3 separate regions of the Homo sapiens genome follow, and all the other regions are linked to region 1. Evidence: chromatin loops called from intact Hi-C (ENCODE). Cell type or tissue: chondrocyte. All regions are shown on one strand. Links, peaks and the distances in the headings refer to the core of each region. The heading gives the core; the rest is flanking DNA.

Region 1 (5,394 bases), core at 249-5,248:
ATTGGCTCCCAGGAGCCAGTGCTCAAAGAGTTCCTTTCAGCTCCAGCAGCCTTAGCTGCCAGCCTGACATGGGCATGGGGTTAAAAATGCCTCCTGGAATTAGGAGTAGAGAATCCGATGCTGTGGGCACCCACATTTAAATTAAATAAGCAATCATCTGGCCAGAGCCCTAGGAGCGGCTGCATGTGTCCTCAGTCATCCACAGATCAGGGCTGGGCAGAAAGTGAGCTAGGGCAACCTCTCCAGCTCAGTGGGGAGCCAGGCCACAACAGCCAGCCATTGCCAGGACCCACTCATTGGCACCCAGGGAAACCCTCAAGACTGAGATCCCAGGCTAAGTAAAGAAAACAAGGAAGATGGTAGCCCAGCCCCAAGAGGGAGAAGTCCCTCTGGGGCGGGCCAGAGATAAAGCAATTCCCTGAGGCTTCTAAGCTGGTCATTCCCCAAATGGACTTAGAGGGAAGGCCCCTAGCTGCTAGTTACCAGGCGGATTCCTGGGCCCCAACTCATCTCCCGAATCACATTCCAGGATGAGGTCTGAGAAGCAACCCTTTTGGCAGTCCCCACAGATACTCGGCACAGTTTCAGATTCCCACCTCAGGAACACCCTGCGCTCTGCCACCAACTCACCCCCTACTTTCTCTGTGACTGGAAGACCAGACTGCTGGCAGCCACCTGCACATAGAGCCTTGAGAGCAATATCCAAGGCTTCCCCGGGCCTTCCCAGGCCCAGGCCCAGGCCCAGCCCCAGCCTCAGCCTCAGCCTCAGCCCCCTGAGTGACATGGAGCAGCACCTTCTGCCTTCCTTGCAAGGCAACATCCCCTGCTCGGTCTCATAGAGGTGTTGACAGACAAAATGTGGTGGAAAAGTGGTTTGAGAAGTTATTATGCCTTCTAAGCCTAGTCCCTAAATCCTGGGCCAAAGACAGCAAGGGTCCACAGTGGTCAGGCCTTGCGACTCTACCTCCGATGCTCCAGGATGGAAGAGAGAAATGGACAAAACACCATTTCAATACTTGGTGTATAAATATGAACCATAATACAAGCATATTTCCCCCTATGGTCTGTGCACCTCTACTTCATACCTACATCCTCAGCAAGAATAAAATCATCACCTCATAAAGAATAAAATCATTCAGTATACATGTGAGGAAGGAAGGAAAGAAGGAAGGGAAGGGGAAGATGGAGGAAGGGAAGGAAGGAAAGGAAAGGAAAGGAAGGCAGGCAGGCAGAAAGAAAAGGAGAAGCTGAGGTTTGGATTCAAGGGTATGGTCCAAGAGGCCAGAGGGTATAGGGTCTTACCTGGTGCCTCTGGTAGGCTGAAAACATCTTTTCAAAATCCTCTAGGTCCAGGATCCGAAATACCTGCATGTCATCAATCTCATTCCATACGGTGCCAGGGACACGCTCCTAAAATTCAGGGTAGGGAGAAGATCCCATGGTTGGCCCAACTCCATCATGAAGATGCTCCATGCCTCCCTAACCCCACTTATCTCCCAACTGCACATACTAAGATGACCAGGATTTCAGACCTTCAGAAGGTAGTCGGTTGCTCCCCTCAACCTCCAACTCTCTTGAATACTCTGCTCCAGGGTAGAGGCCAGAGACAACCCCCTTTTCCTCCCTTGTGCATGGAGCCACATGTAAACATGTTCTAGAAATCATGGGGGGTGCTGGGGGGATGGGTAGGCAGTAGGAAAGGGGGTCCACTTCACTTTTTCCAAAAGCAAAGTCAGAAGCTGCACTCAGGGTACTTCACACAGGCCCACTCCCCCTAAAGGGCAGGTTGCCTGGAGTCACCCCTGTCCTTGGCAGCCATCATTGGAAGATTAAAGCCATACATATTTTGGATCCTCAAAGCTGCAGCACGGACTGTATTTATGTATCTCAGATGGTTGTTTTCTTTCCCAAGGGTCTTCCTCCCACTTTCCCAGATTCTCAGAAAGTGGACAAATACCAAAGTTTGGGACCTGGCACCTGTAGTGACACTGCTGAGACCAGCAAGACTCTGCCACAATTTCCCTTTGGTCAGAGCCAGGGAAGGTGTTACCATCCTTTACAACTGGGATATGTCCAGGGTTTTACATTCCAAGGTCTCTCCATTTAGGCCTTGCCCCATCTCTGTGTAGGACCCTTGCACTAGGGTCTGGATCCTGGCTGTTAGTCAAGCCAAAAAAAAAAAAAAAAGCCCTGGCAGTCTCGTAGCACCCTGCTGATGGTCCAGAGCACAGCCAGCCAAGCTCCTGACAGGGTGTTCCAACCCTCCCCTCTCAGGAATCCCCACCTCATCTAGAGCTTTGCTGTCCTTCAGCATAGAATCTCTCTGCCTTCCTCTACCTAGAGCGCAGCTGGGGAACCTTGTTTAATGCCTCCTCTTCCTCCCTACAACCCCCCTCAGAAAGACTTGGAGAGAGAAACATACCTTTCACTCACTGTTATTTTCTTAAACTCTGGAAAGGGGAGGCTAGGCCAGAGTCAGGGGGTGGGGACATTCCTGTGGCCTTCTGAAGGCCAGGGACCCTCTTGTGGAATGCCGGCTGGGAAGCTTGGAGCAGCAAGGGATACAGGCAGCTGGCCAACCCCAACACAGATGCATTCTTTTCATGGCAGAAACAACCACTGTGTATGAGTGTGTGTATGTGTGTGTGTGTGCGTGTGTGTGTGTGTGCGCTCACAGAAGCACACGTGGGATAGGGGAAGGGACTAGGAGAGGCGTCGGGCTTCTGGAAAGGGGTGTGGGAGGCAGAGAGATGAGAAGGGAATGGAATCAGGGAAGGCAGGGACGGCGCTGGCTGAAGCAGTGTGCAGCCACAGTCTGATCTGCAGGGAGGCCTCCCTCTGCAGCTAGGACCAACGTGGAGGTAGGGAAGAGAGAAGCCTGCAGAGGTAAAGCTTCCCATCCTTCTCTATTCTTGGTGAGGCTGGGGTGAGAAGAAACGGGCTGCAGCGAGAGAGCTGGCTGCTTCACACGGGAAGAATTTCCCATGAGACAGCTGACTAAGCTCGGGCTCTTTCTCTCTCTCTCACTTCTTCCCAAACATTGCCCAGCCCACCCCCAGCTTCCAGCATCTGCCAGAAGGACTTGAGGCTCTTCGAGGAGGTATAACTGAGGTCTGGAGCCAGAGAGCGGTAAGTCTGTTCCTAATATTCCCTACATGTTGACACTCACCGCGTCGCCCTGATGTGCCCACCTTGCATAATTTTCAAATTTAATTTTCCCACCACTCTGGCCAAGAGCCCATCATCTCTAGTCTAGACTCCTGGGACTTCTGCCCGCTGGAGATATCCTTCACATGCCAGGGAAAGCTTTCTCAAAAGCATGTTTCATTATGTTTCCCCCGTGGTGCACTGCCTTTGGGGTCAGGCGGGCCTAGCTGGCTGACGCTCCCAGCCCTGCCATCCTGTGGGACTGTGGGAAGATGGAGGGATGAGATTTTTCTCCCATGTCACATAAAAGGAAACTGAGTCTCCATGATTTTTTTTACCTCACCGAGATGACGTGAGAAGTGAGATAACATACTTCAAACATACATGGTAGGGCCACTAATAATAATCTATTTATTATATGAAGACTTTCTATGTGTCAGTCACTGTTCCAAGTACTTTGTATGTAGGAAATCAACTAATCCTCACAGCAATCTCTTTTTTTTTCGAGACGGAGTCTTGCTCTGTTGCCCAGGTTGGAGTGCAGCATGTAGCGGTGCAATCTTGGTTCATTACAACCTCCGCCCCCCAGGTTTAATTCTCCTGCCTCAGCCTCCAGAGTAGCTGGGATTACAGGCGTGCGCCACCACACCCTGCTAATTTTTGTATTTTTAGTAAAGATGGGGTTTCACCATGTTGGCCAGGCTGGTCTCAAACTCCTGACCTTGTGATCTGCCCGCCTTGGCCTCCCCAAGTGCTGGGATTACAGGCGTGAGCCACCGCACCCGGCTACAATCTCTTGAGATGGACATTATTATTGCCCCACTTACAGATAAGGAACCTGAAGTCCAAATGATTCCATAACCTGCCCGTCACACAATTAAAAGCTTGGCATTGGGGTGATAAGTTCTCAAATGTTATTCAAAGACCGTTCACCTTGCTCTACTTCTCCAAATATCCCCCACTGTCTATTCCAACAAACCCACACTCTCCAGTCTAGAAATGAAACTCTGGCCTGCTCTGGGCCCCTGGGCAATCTGTATAGACCTTACTATTACTGGACCCAGAGAAACTCCTGAGCACACAGCTTCATATGATGAAAATGTTGCACAAATATTGCTTGCTTTAGCTGTCTTCCTTCATTATTGATGTGCATAACTTTTTATTACATCTTTAAAATCTTACATTATAAATTGTGACAATAGGAGACAGAATGTTATTTCTCTTTTTACCACAATACAAAATGTTATTTTCTGACCATGAACAATGAACCTTTCTGCACGTTCTGCAGAGCGGTTGGCCTACTCATGTGCAGTTTGTCTTTCTGGCTCACCTCATGGCCACAGAGCACCCACAGGGCACAACTGTGCAGTGCACCTGTCACCAACCTCAACAATCTTGCTTTGAATGCTGCTAACAGGTGGCTCTAAAGCTTAAGTAACTCAGATTGGAGATGTTATCAGAGGCCCGGGAAACTACAAATGGACTGTGTTTATGCTTCATCTTTCCACCTAGATTATAAAGCCAGAGGCAGAGGGAATTTTTGAGATCATTTCACACATGAGCAAACTGACTTACAGACAAGTTGAGTGATTTACAGAGGTTGTACCGCTAAAGCTACACCTGGTTTGGTTAGAACCTCACCCTTAACTCATCTCAGGCTCTCTAGGGGTTTCTTTGAACATGCTTCCTAATTTGGCAGATCCTAAGCTCTGAGAGGACAATGTCATTTTATTACTATCCATCATAGCCCCCAGCACAAAGCTTTACAAAAGCAGACTTCAGATTGACAGGCTAGCTGGTCTACCATTAGGAGAAGACCCCTGGCAGATAGCTGACCACCTACTTAGCAATCTTGCATCTCTTCCCACTTGACTCTGCATTTGAGCTCACTGAAGCTCAAACACATGGTACAGTTATGAGTTCCCCAAGAGCCAGTCCAACAGGCCCATGGGATAAAGGTCAGTGTGGAATCCATTCATCCCAGCTTCAAATCCCAGTGAGCCAACCTAACTGAAACCAGTTACCATGCAGGTCTTTACTTCAAGGACAAAGCTCCTAGTCCTCCTAATAGGACTTGCCATTGTGCAGAACCAGAGGCAGGCCTTGGTCCAGGCTGGAACTGGCCTTCGATTGCTAGAGGTCTAATGCAACCAAGGGCGTCTCTACTCTATGCTCATGGGAGTCCCATAGAGGAATCAAGCCCTACCTGTGGTTCTGGGATTGGTGATTATTAGTGGATAATACTCA
Region 2 (5,394 bases), core at 220-5,219, 60 kb after region 1:
TCTGGAGAGGAAGACTGGCAAGTCCCAAGAAAGTATTTGTGTCTCCCCCTGCTATTCTCATCCAGCTGGCCTTTCCCCATGGCCCTCACCCATGATAAATGCACCCTGGATGGGGAAAGAGGAACAGAAATTCCATGCTCTGGACCTTGCCTGGAGCTGGCTTCCCAACCATGCGACTTCCGCGGAACCTGCTCTTGCCGAGAAGGCACCAGTGGGTCCTCTCCAGCTCAAACATCTGCCTCCCTCAGCTTGTCCTGCCTGCAGGAGCTGGCCAGCTTCTCCTGCATGCTATGCTGATGCAAAGTTCTCTGTCCTGAATTGGCAGAACCACCTCTGTCAAGGATGTGGGGTTTGTTTTCTTAATTAACTGAAAATGCTAACATGGGAGCCCAGGAGCTGGCAGGGGCCTGGCCTTCAACCGCTGCTAGAAAAAAATCTTGCTTTGAAATCTGGATCTCTAACGCCCCACAGGGGATGTCAAAACAAACAGGGACACTTGATCCTGGAGCACAGGGCCTGGGGCAGGTTCAGGTTACAGGGCCAGAGATGGATTTAGCTACAGGATGCCACAGCAACCAACAGGTGACCAGATCCTGATTTCCCAAAATGGTACAGCTAGACCCCAAGATGCCCCCTGCTGGGGCACGGGCTCTAGGGGGATGGGGAGAGGTCATTGGGATTTATGCCAGCAATACTTCCTGAGTGCCTACTGCCCAGCAGGCACAGAACTGGGGGCGGGGGAGGCTGCAGAGATAGCCAAGTTCTATTGACTCCTGCGCTTGAGGAGATAAAATTAGGAACAAATTACTAATGTGTAGCACAGAAGGCCCCCAGAGCTGAAATATTTACTATCAAGACCTTTGCAGATAATGTTCACTGACTCCTAATGTACAAGACAGAAGAGGGTAGAGTGGAGTCTGGAGAAAAGACGACCAGAATGACCACCCAGGGCCCAGCTGAGGGACAGTAACCAGAGAGTGGAGATACAATGGAGCATCATTCAAAAGCAGAGATGACAGCAAGACCCAAAACCCCAGCAGGGGGAGGAGGGAAAGGAGGTGGAAGAGGATGGAGAGGCAGGGGTCCTCAGTCTCCTGCCTCCAGCCTCCAAGACTGGCAGGACATCCGATCCAGAAAGGATGCTGATTGCCCAGCCCCATCTAAGGGCCAAAGCACCAGGCTAGCATGATACAGCCCTGGATGCCCCCAGGGTGGTGAGGCACAAGTCACATGCACAGTTCTGTACACCAGGGATCATGCGATGGCCTTCTCACCTAACAGCTGGGCCTCAGGAAAGGTCAGAAGTTCTGAATGACCACAAAACATCCCTCTTTGGGAGGAAGTCACACAGTGTTCCAGGGAGGCCCCACACTTCCCCCTTCCCGGCACAAGTCGTCCCATCTGCAAAGGCCCAGAAAGGAGCAAGTTTGCTTGAGGTCAGAGATGCTATGTCAGAGCAGAGCACACCAATCTGAACTCAAGAGTCTTCGTTTTTCCTGACTTGCCTGTTCCTCTCTGAGTCTCTGGCCTAGGTCCATCCTGAGCTTGGAGACCAGCAGGTTGGAAGATTCAGAACCCCCAAGCTGCTTTGCCCCAACCTGAACTCCTCAGTTTTCTTCACCCCCCAGGAGAGGAGGATGTTGAACCATTTCCTCTTGGGACACCCATACTGCACATCTCCCTTCCTGCAGTAGAATCTGTCGATGTAGCCTTTCTTAATCTTTGGGCCTTTGAAGCACACAGTGTAGAGCCCAGTTTGAGAAACAAAGCATTGAAAGTTAAAAACTATCATTTTAGGAAACCACTCGGTGCCAACTTGCACAGAAACACAAACCTGGGGACTAAAATCGCATGCCAATAGTAGGTTATATGGTGGTCATTCAGATGATTCAGAATAAATGCCTCCAATTTTTACAGTATTATTATTAAAATGAAAACAAAGAAACATTTCTCAAGGAAAAGCACATTCTCAAGCAGAGTCTCAGACCTTGGAGAAAACAATCACACAATGTTCCCAGGGGTCTCTGGGGCCCAGTGTGAAGGGCTCTGGCTGGGGGTGAGGACCCAGGCTATGGAGTTAGGCTGCCCTGGACCCTTCCCTGTCCCAGCTGTGTCCTGAGTGCCCTCTACAATGGCTGTCACACAGTAGGCCAGCAATTCAACTTTGTTGAACACACAAATGAATAAATGGTTAGACGACTTAAGAGGTTCATCCTGGCTTTGCCATTTACCAGCCCTGCATCTTTAAGGAAAGGTCCTTAATCTCTGAGCCTTAGTTTCTTAATCTTTGAAATCTACAAAATTAGTCACAAGTCAATAAACTACTGCAAGAATTAAAGGAGATGCAAAGCCTTTAGCAGAGTGATTGGTGCATTCAAGGTACAGAATAAATGGTAACTATTATTGTTACTTTTCAAAAATGGCTTTAATCTCACATCCAAAATATCTTTCCAGCTCTGCACACCTTCCCAATTCCACCATGCCATATTATATTTTGGTAAATCCCCAGCACAAAGCCTGGCACAAGTAGGAACACAGAAAACATCTGTTGAAGCATAATTTAGCAGAAAGTGTCTCTGATTTGGAAACCCTCGGGTGAGTGCCAGGGGCTGAGGCTTCTAGCATTTCCTGCTTCCTCCATGGGAGGCCACCTCTTTGTAACAGACCCCAGCCCTCCAAACTGTACCTGAGCATTCAAGGCCAGGAAGCTCACCTGTGTCCATGCCACAGGAAATGGGACGGGGGCATTTGCTCTGCAGAGGGTGGGGATGCTGGCTGAGCCCATCCCCCTGCTGCATAGACTTCTCCTCCCATTCCTTCTCACTCCAGCTCTGGGGAGCGTGGGCCTCCCCCCAGGCAGCGTTCCCAGGCTTCAGCAGTAACAGGCCCTCCATTCTTCCCTGCCCTTGGCAGACCTGCCTCCTCCCACTACGACACTGTCCGCTGCTGCTCATGGGCAGCTGCCTCAATCCAAGGAGACAACGCAGATTTCTTGGGGCCCAGGCCTGGTCTGTCCCCTGACCCTATAGGAAGAAGAGGAATTGGTCCAAGTCTCCTCCTGAGATACACTCACAGGGTCACTCATTTCACCCTCAGGCTGCAAATGTCACTGGTCTCTGGCATCTTCACAAACAGCACTCACTGACCACACTTTGTTTTTCCCAAATGAGGGAGAAATCTGACATCTGCCCCTCCCGGATCTTCACTCCTTGGGCCAGGCTCCAGCTATGTTCAGATGTCAACCCCCAGCTCCCTGCCTCAAGGTTGACAACCACCAGGATAAGGTGGGGGGCTATCCCCAAGTTCAAGACTCGCTACCCACTGGGGATCCCAGTCCCCACCTCTGTCTCCTCCTTCTCACATTTGCCCATCAGATACCACTGGCAAGAGTCACCAGAACTCAACCCAAAATCTGCAATCCACAATCCAAGGAAGAGGATGTAACGCGGCTTTCTTTCACTTACCAAGTTTATCCAGCTATTTTCCAACTTTCTTTTTAGGAATCCTGAGCTCAGTCCTCAAGAATTATCTTCTGATGTCCCAGAGCTGGGTGCTGGGAGCCCAGGGCCACAGCAGGGGGCTGCAGACAGGGAGTCCTTCTGTGGGCATGGATTCCTGGGGTGGGGTGTGCTTGATTTGAAGCAGTGCCCCCTCCTCTGGAGGCTTCAGTACTAAAATCCAGCCCAGGAGTGTCCCAACCACAGCCCAGCAAGGTATCTAGCAAGGGAGGCAGGGCCACTGTCAGGAGCAGAATGTGTGGCTCTCTTTCTTAAAGGGACAGCCTGCCCCAAGAGCCCGAGGTGGGTGGAAATGCTAGAAAGGAAGGAGCAAGGGAGGATAAGCTAGCATCCTCCAGGGAAAAACTCTGAACACACACCAGTCTGTGACTCGGCACTAGCCTCATCCTGTGGTATGACAAGCTTCTCCACTTTCCTGATGTAGAACATGGAGGCAGAAAGACCCTTCCCCAAGGGAACTCACCTACTTTCCTCTAGGGCTGAACTCACCCAGAGGGTGTTGCAATAACCCATAAGAAATATTAATTATTTGCTATGTACACAGCACTTTCCTAAGTGCTTTGCATGAAGAAAATGATTTAGTCCCAATAGGAACTTTAGGAGGTAGGTATTGTGATTATTATTCCCATTTTACAGATGAGGAAACTGAGGCCTGGAGATAGTAAATTGCCAAGGTCTTACAGGTAATATGTGAAAAAATTAGGATTTGAACAAAACTGATTCTACTGGAGCTCAACCACTCATCTTCTACCAACCTTGTCCAGAGGGTAAATTTCTTTTTTCATCTTTATAGTTTTTAGTATTTTCCACATTCTAAAATAGGCATTATTCTGTATACAGAGAAAAAAAAATAAAGATCCCACCTTCTATCTCTCACTCCAATATTTCAATCAAGACGAGACTAGAGCGAGAAGATAAATGTATTCTACGTGGAAGCTCTAAGAGGAAGGAGAGTAGCAAAATTAACAGGACAGTGCAGCAAGGCTATGATTAAATCTATTTGAGTTAAGTTTTGCCTATTATAGATCCACAGGCAGGTTTTAAATAAAATTAAAATAATAGCTTCTTCTTTCAGCCAAAAACTGAAATAAAAAGTTTTTTAAAACCTGGTAACTGAAAAATTCAGCGAAGTCCAGGCTCCTCATAGATTATCCAAGACCTTTCCTAATTTGATCACCAGCTCCCTCCGCAGCTTCCCCCACATGGTCCCACCCACCCCACCCAGCCACCAGGCCAGATTACCAGAGGTTTCCATAAGCCTCTCCAGCACGCTGCCACTCACTCAGGCTAGGATGCCCATTCCCTCCACCTGTGCAGTCTTTGCCATCTTTCCAGACCAGGTTAAACTGTCAGTGCTGCTATGGAGGCTTCCACCCCCACGAGCAGAGTGTTGAACATTAAAAACTCCTTCCTCTGTGCTCTCACAAGCTTTGCCCGTTGCTATGGACTGAATGTGTGTGTCCTCTCAAAATTCATAGGTTGAGGCAGAATTCCCTATCTGATGCTATGTGTAGGCGGGGCCTTCGGGATATGATTAGGTCATGAGGGTGGAGCTCCCCTGAACGGGATTCATGCCCTTATAAAAGAGACCCCAGAGAGCTGTCTCATCCCATCTGCCATGTGAGGACACAGTGAGAAGGCTGAACCACCAGACGTCAAATCTGCCAGTGCCTGGATCTTGACTTTCCGGCCTCCAGAACTGTGAGAAATAAGCGTTTGCTGTGTAAGTCACCCAATCTATGGTATTTTGTTAGAGCAGCTTGAACTAAGACATCATCCAAAGTCTATTGTTAGAGGTAGCATCACATTGTATGCTAATTAACTGAGCATCTTTTTTTCACTTTTCTGTCCCTAGCACCTAGCACTAAAATCTTGT
Region 3 (5,394 bases), core at 220-5,219, 470 kb after region 1:
TGACCTCTAAGAAATCTATTATTTTTAAAACATCTTGTAGGATGAACAGAAAAACTACAATTTTCATTTTTTTCCCCTCCAGATTTTCTGAAGCCAAGGCCCTGGGAGAAAGTATAAATGAAGCAAGAAGTAAAATTGGTAAGCAGATGATATTCTGTGAGCCTCTTTCAGAAACCATTTTCCTGGTGAAAATCAGGTCATGATGTGCCTCCAAATGGCCATGAAGCCCCAAATGGCCAGTTTCAGGAGAGCCCCTGCCAAGGAAGCTGCTTTGAGAGCCTTCCCTAGGAAGTGTGTGATCCCTCCCACCACCCAGCAGGAAAAGCACTTTCTTTTGTCTAGAACTTGAACTTTTCATCCTCAGGCAGACCTGAGCTCCAGCATCCCAATCAGAGAGTTGTGCTTTTCCCTGGTGTTTTTCAGCAGTAGCTCAGCTAATCATAACTTCACGGTTACAGTGAGACGTCATTTCGTATTTCAAGTATGGGGAAACACTCTTACACCTCCCAAAGCTTCTGCTTAGCATATTTGGCACAGGTATGATATTTTAGCATCAGTCAATAAGCTGGTGGAAGGATAAGAAGCAAAAACAAGCCATCGTGCCTTCCCAAGGTGGAGGCTGCCACGGAGGGCTCCCCACTTAGGTGAGTACCCCTGCAAAGGTGAAGTTAAGGCAAGAGGCAACTCAGTAAAATGTGCCTCGAATTCTCTTTTTTTTTTTTTTTTTTTTTTGAGACAGAGTCTCACTCTGTTGCCCAGGCTGGAGTGCAGTGGCGTGATCTCAGCTCACTGCAACCTCCACCTCCCAGGTTCAAGTGATTCTCCTGCCTCAGCTTCCCATGTGACTGGGACTATGGGTGCATGCCATCACACCCAGCTAATTTTTGTGATTTTAGTAGAGATGGGGTTTCACCACGTTGGCTAGGCTGGTCTCGAACTCCTGACCTCAAGTGATCCACCCACCTCGGCCTCCCAAAGTGCTGGGACTACAGGTGGTGAGCCACCACACCCAGCCTCAAATCCTTTTAAAAGTAAGAGGACAATGTTTTTTTCATCCCAAACTAAAAGATACCACAGAGACCCATCTCCCAGGCCCAGGGCAGCTTCACAGAGGCGATCCCTGTGCCTCACCTCTGTGCTGGAGAAGGCAGCAGTTACTGGCTCACAGCTGGCCCGCTGGGTCTCTCTTACTACCCCCTTTTCTCCGCCTACAAGTGAGGACAGGACAGAAGCCACTGTGAGTGCCCCCTTTAATTTTTCTAACAGAATATAAAAATCACGATAGCCTCAGTTTGTCTCGGTCGGTAAACAGGAGCCCCACAGTCCCCTCTGTGGCCTGAGACAGAAGGGGCTGAGGCAGCCAGACCCAGAGACACAGCCAACAGCCACACTCAGAATCCTTGTGTCTCAGGAGTTCTTGACCTAAGGTCCAGGATCTTGATAGGAGAGAAATGCCCCTGTATTTCTACTAACCTCTAACTGAAACTTAGCACCACCTCAATGATGAACCCAGTGGAAGTCACAGAGGCCTGCATGTCATATCACAGAGGGGCAGACGTTGTAAAATATCTTTTGTGCTATCAGTACAAAATTACAGTGGTTATTAGACTCACCATTAGATCTTTTTATTTAATACATTTATATAAAAGTACATAGATATTTCTGTATCACAAAAGGTTTTACAATTTTGATAACTATTTCAATATAATTGGTTTATCTTAAAAGCCTGCGTATTTTAATTTATGCACCAAATTATTATCCTGAGAAGGGGTCCGTAAGGTCATCAGACTGCCAGAAGATCGCTGGCACAAAAAAAGATTTCAAACCCCTTTCTTGACCTGGATTCCTGAACATCCTAAAACTGCATGAGAAAAACTGGGAGTTAGGAATGTTTGTATTTTTCTGAAGATTATGTCCATCCATAGCTCATCTGATTCTCAGAGGGCCCAGTCACCCACACCAATAAGGAAATTGATCCTAGGCTGATCTCCTTCAGGTGGGAAGGCAGACACTCTGCTGGGGGGCATCCCAGTCCCAGACAGTGGGCAGTGATAGTCTACTTGGCTTGAAGGGGAGAAGGAGGGAAAGAGGAAGCTGACTTCAGTGGAGCCAGGGCCAATTTGTCAGCATCCTCTTACCTCAAGGGACCCAGTGGTCTGTTTTCATCCTTGGAGGGATAAGAGAGAAGACCTTTTATAAACTGTTTCTCCCTAAGAAATAATATAAACTTTTGCTCTTAAAAAATATCTTACTCTGTAAACCAAAATAAAACCGTTCCAACATTAATGAAATAGACTAATGATGGAAGGCACCAATTGACTATACTAATATACTTAGTTTTTTCACTCTGAGTACAATGGAAATAACTACAAATTCCCCATAACTGTGGTGCAATCGTGTATGTTGGTGGAGCAAGTTTGCCACATTCTGAAGATTAGGCAGGTTGGGGGCTGCCTTAAAATCTGCACAGGTGTTTCCTGCCCAAGAGCCAAGGGCCAACCAACTGAGGGCTGTCATTTGATCTGCCCAGAGAAGATGTCTGCTTATAATTCATGTTCAAAGGGCCCAGATATGCTAGGAGAAGATCTGGACAAGTAAACATTTGTTTTATCCAGAAAATAACAAGCATAGTTCACACCAATATTGAGATTCAAGCTTCCATTGCTGCCAAGAACATAGTTAATTCAGTGATGCCTATAAAGCCAATGCCAGTCTTCACTTCACTTTATGCAAATACCACAGTGAGACCCATTCCTGGCCACCCATCTTTCAAATTGTGCTCTAATCCAAGGGGCCCAGGTGAGTGGGTCATTGAGACTCAGCCGTATTACTGAATACCCCCTCACGGTGCTTGACCTCAGGGAGTAGCCTGCCATCACGACATCTCAGACACCAGGTTAGGACTAAGGAGGAGGAAGGTGGAACTTGCACACACATTTAAAATTTCCAAGGCAACCTTGAAGGACACAAGTTTCTGGAAATTTAGGATATGAGTGAGTGCATTTTTCTTAGGGAGAAATGAAATCAAATGGAATTTGCAGTCCCCAAGGAGTCCTTCAGTGAATCTAGGAGGCAGGAGGCAGGAGCATGACATGAATTTGCCCTGTCTGCACGGGATGGTGCCTCAGCTCCACTCCCAAACTGGGCTACATCCTGCCTCTGGACCCTGAGGCAAGATTGAGATGCCGAGGGGTACACACGTAATTGGCCTGCAGAGAAGAAACAAAAGCTGTATTTGTGAACTGCAAACCAGTCAGCCCACATGTTTAAAGTTCAGGTTGCCACTGTCTCCTCGGGTAGTTTGTTTTTTCTCTGACATTGTGATCCACAGCTGCCTCTTGAGCTGCCTTCCTTCTCAAAACTCCCTAAAGGCTATCAATTTAGTAGTGGCTGTATAATATCTAATTTTTATATGGCATAATCAGTCTGAACTTCCATATAATTTCCTTCTCTTAAAAGAAGCCAACCCAACTAGGTAGATAAACTCTTGCCACAAACTCCTTTTTGTCTTTCTCTAGACGCCATTTACATCAATCCTGATGTTGAAATAAGTTGAAATAAGAAATGGGAGGAGTAACCAATTTAAAATCTCCCTGAAAAATAATAAGAGTCTGTGTTTCTGTCGGAGAGCCATTTTTATTGTATCTACCTGTTCCATATACAAGATCATTCGGCTGCTTTTCTTCACATGGGCTGGGGTTTCGCACATGTTCATTTACACCCTGCTTCCATCTGTCATGTCTCCAAAAACGCCACTGAGCCCAAACTGGGAAAAGAAGTAGACTGCTTTAGAGGCAGTGGCATAAGCCAGGCATGGTTTTGCTTACTAGAATCCAGGCATTAGTTTTTTTACATCATCACTGTTTTACCACTGGCAGCATTGTCTTTGGCAACAAAGGACAATGAATGGCTGTTCACTGGCTTAAGGCCCACTCCAGACTAGTCCTGAAACAGCTGCCTTGCAGGCAGGTAAAAGAGCTTGACTGACACCTCTTGGCACCTCTTCATCCCTCCACAGACCCCTCCAGGCCTAAATGAAAACTCACATCACAGGAGGCTGCACAGTGGGTTTTCACTAGTGAGGCACTCAGCAATCAATTCAAAAATCACGGGGAATGTAATAGAAGAAGCTGTTAGTGAGAGGCAAAGAAAGAGAAAAACAAACACTAGAAAAGCTAGCAAAATATTCTGGAAGTTTTTTTCCCCCTACTCCAAATTCAAAGAACCCCCCAACCCACCATTTGACCAATGCCCTTTTAAAAAATGTTTCTCTTGTACATCTGGGATTTGGGAAAATCATTTCTCAGATCTGGGTCTCTGTCGGCAGAATAAACCAGACTGTTTTTGCTATTTGTCAGTTCTGTGCATGTTCTGTACTTAAGCGTCATTGGAGGTTTACTTTTGGACCTACCTCCTGCATGTCTGCTTCTTGTAACTTATCCTGGAGTAAGGAAAAGACAACATCCAGGCTGTTTTGCTAGATTATGATGACCCGGATCAAGTATATCCTTTTGTTACTATTTGTTGCCAGCTCCAAATTACAAGGACAACACCAGCAGTAACAGCAGCCTTCAGCATTTATTGAGCACTTACTCCAGGCTGGCCTGAGAACTTGACCTATGTTATCTCATTTAATCCTCACAGGGAGGAGACACACCTGTAAGGTGGGTTTTACCATATATGTCACAGATTCTAAGGACACAGTTTTTACACTCTTAACATCTGTGTTGTCGGGATGTATTTAACCGTCCCATTTGGCCTTTTTTTTTTTTTTTTTTTTTTTTACATTTTAAAAATCTCTGTATTGGCGATTGGTCTTCTAGTTGACATTGTCTTAGATTCTATGAAATATGGTATTTTCACTGTTTTATAGGTTTTGTTTCTTTGTTTGTTTGTTTTGAGACAGAGTTTCACTCTGTCATCCAGGCTGGAGTGCAATAGCGCAATCTCGGGTCACTGCAACTTCTGCCTCCCGGGTTCAAGCAATTCTCTGCCTCAGCCTCCTGAGTAGCTGGGATTATAGGCGCCCACCACCACACCTGGCTAATTTTTTGTATTTTTAGTAGAGACAGGGTTTCACCATCTTGGCCAGGCTGATCTTGAACTCCTGACCTTGTGATCCACCTGCTTCAGCCTCCCAAAGTGTTGGGATTACAGGCATGAGCCACCACACCTGGCCAGATTTTTTTTTTTCAATGAGTTGCAGTGAAATGGCCTTTGTAAGTGGCCAGACTAGAATTTCTGTCCAACTCCAGAACTTTTTAACACTATATATGATCTCCATAAATTCACATTTACCTGACTTTGACATTGTCTTCTGAGTTTAAATTTCTCTCAGTTGTTATTCAGTTTCCCTGATTCTTTGGCCTTTATCCTACACGATATGCCTAACAA

What was found. Hi-C counts contacts between places; a loop is a spot of excess contacts. Peaks named below come from ENCODE experiments on the same cell type or tissue, not always from the same donor. Only the 100,000 strongest peaks of a DNase experiment are listed, where the experiment ranks them.
Region 2: it touches region 1 in a loop (2.4-fold over the local background); 9 of 110 quality-filtered maps call a loop at or near these places.
Region 3: it touches region 1 in a loop (4-fold over the local background); 2 of 110 quality-filtered maps call a loop at or near these places.

The regions. Positions count from the first base shown.
Region 1 is chr6:39,879,978-39,885,371 of GRCh38, reverse strand. DAAM2 (dishevelled associated activator of morphogenesis 2) reads right to left here. Exons shown (of 25, transcript NM_001201427.2): 15 at 1,303-1,410. Among named protein-coding and RNA genes, the nearest start is that of DAAM2-AS1, 15 kb to the left of the region's middle. In chondrocyte, for the core only: no CTCF peak of the experiment used is centred there; a DNase peak (open chromatin) is centred at 2,538.
Region 2 is chr6:39,819,544-39,824,937 of GRCh38, reverse strand. All of the region lies in intron 1 of DAAM2 (dishevelled associated activator of morphogenesis 2), which reads right to left. LOC124901487 (a long non-coding RNA gene) reads left to right here and starts at 5,127. Exons shown (of 2, transcript XR_007059917.1): 1 at 5,127-5,241. RefSeq lists an enhancer at 218-778. In chondrocyte, for the core only: no CTCF peak of the experiment used is centred there; no DNase peak of the experiment used is centred there.
Region 3 is chr6:39,414,692-39,420,085 of GRCh38, reverse strand. KIF6 (kinesin family member 6) reads left to right here. Exons shown (of 23, transcript NM_145027.6): 15 at 83-138. Among named protein-coding and RNA genes, the nearest start is that of KCNK16, 95 kb to the right of the region's middle. RefSeq lists an enhancer at 2,736-3,236. In chondrocyte, for the core only: no CTCF peak of the experiment used is centred there; no DNase peak of the experiment used is centred there.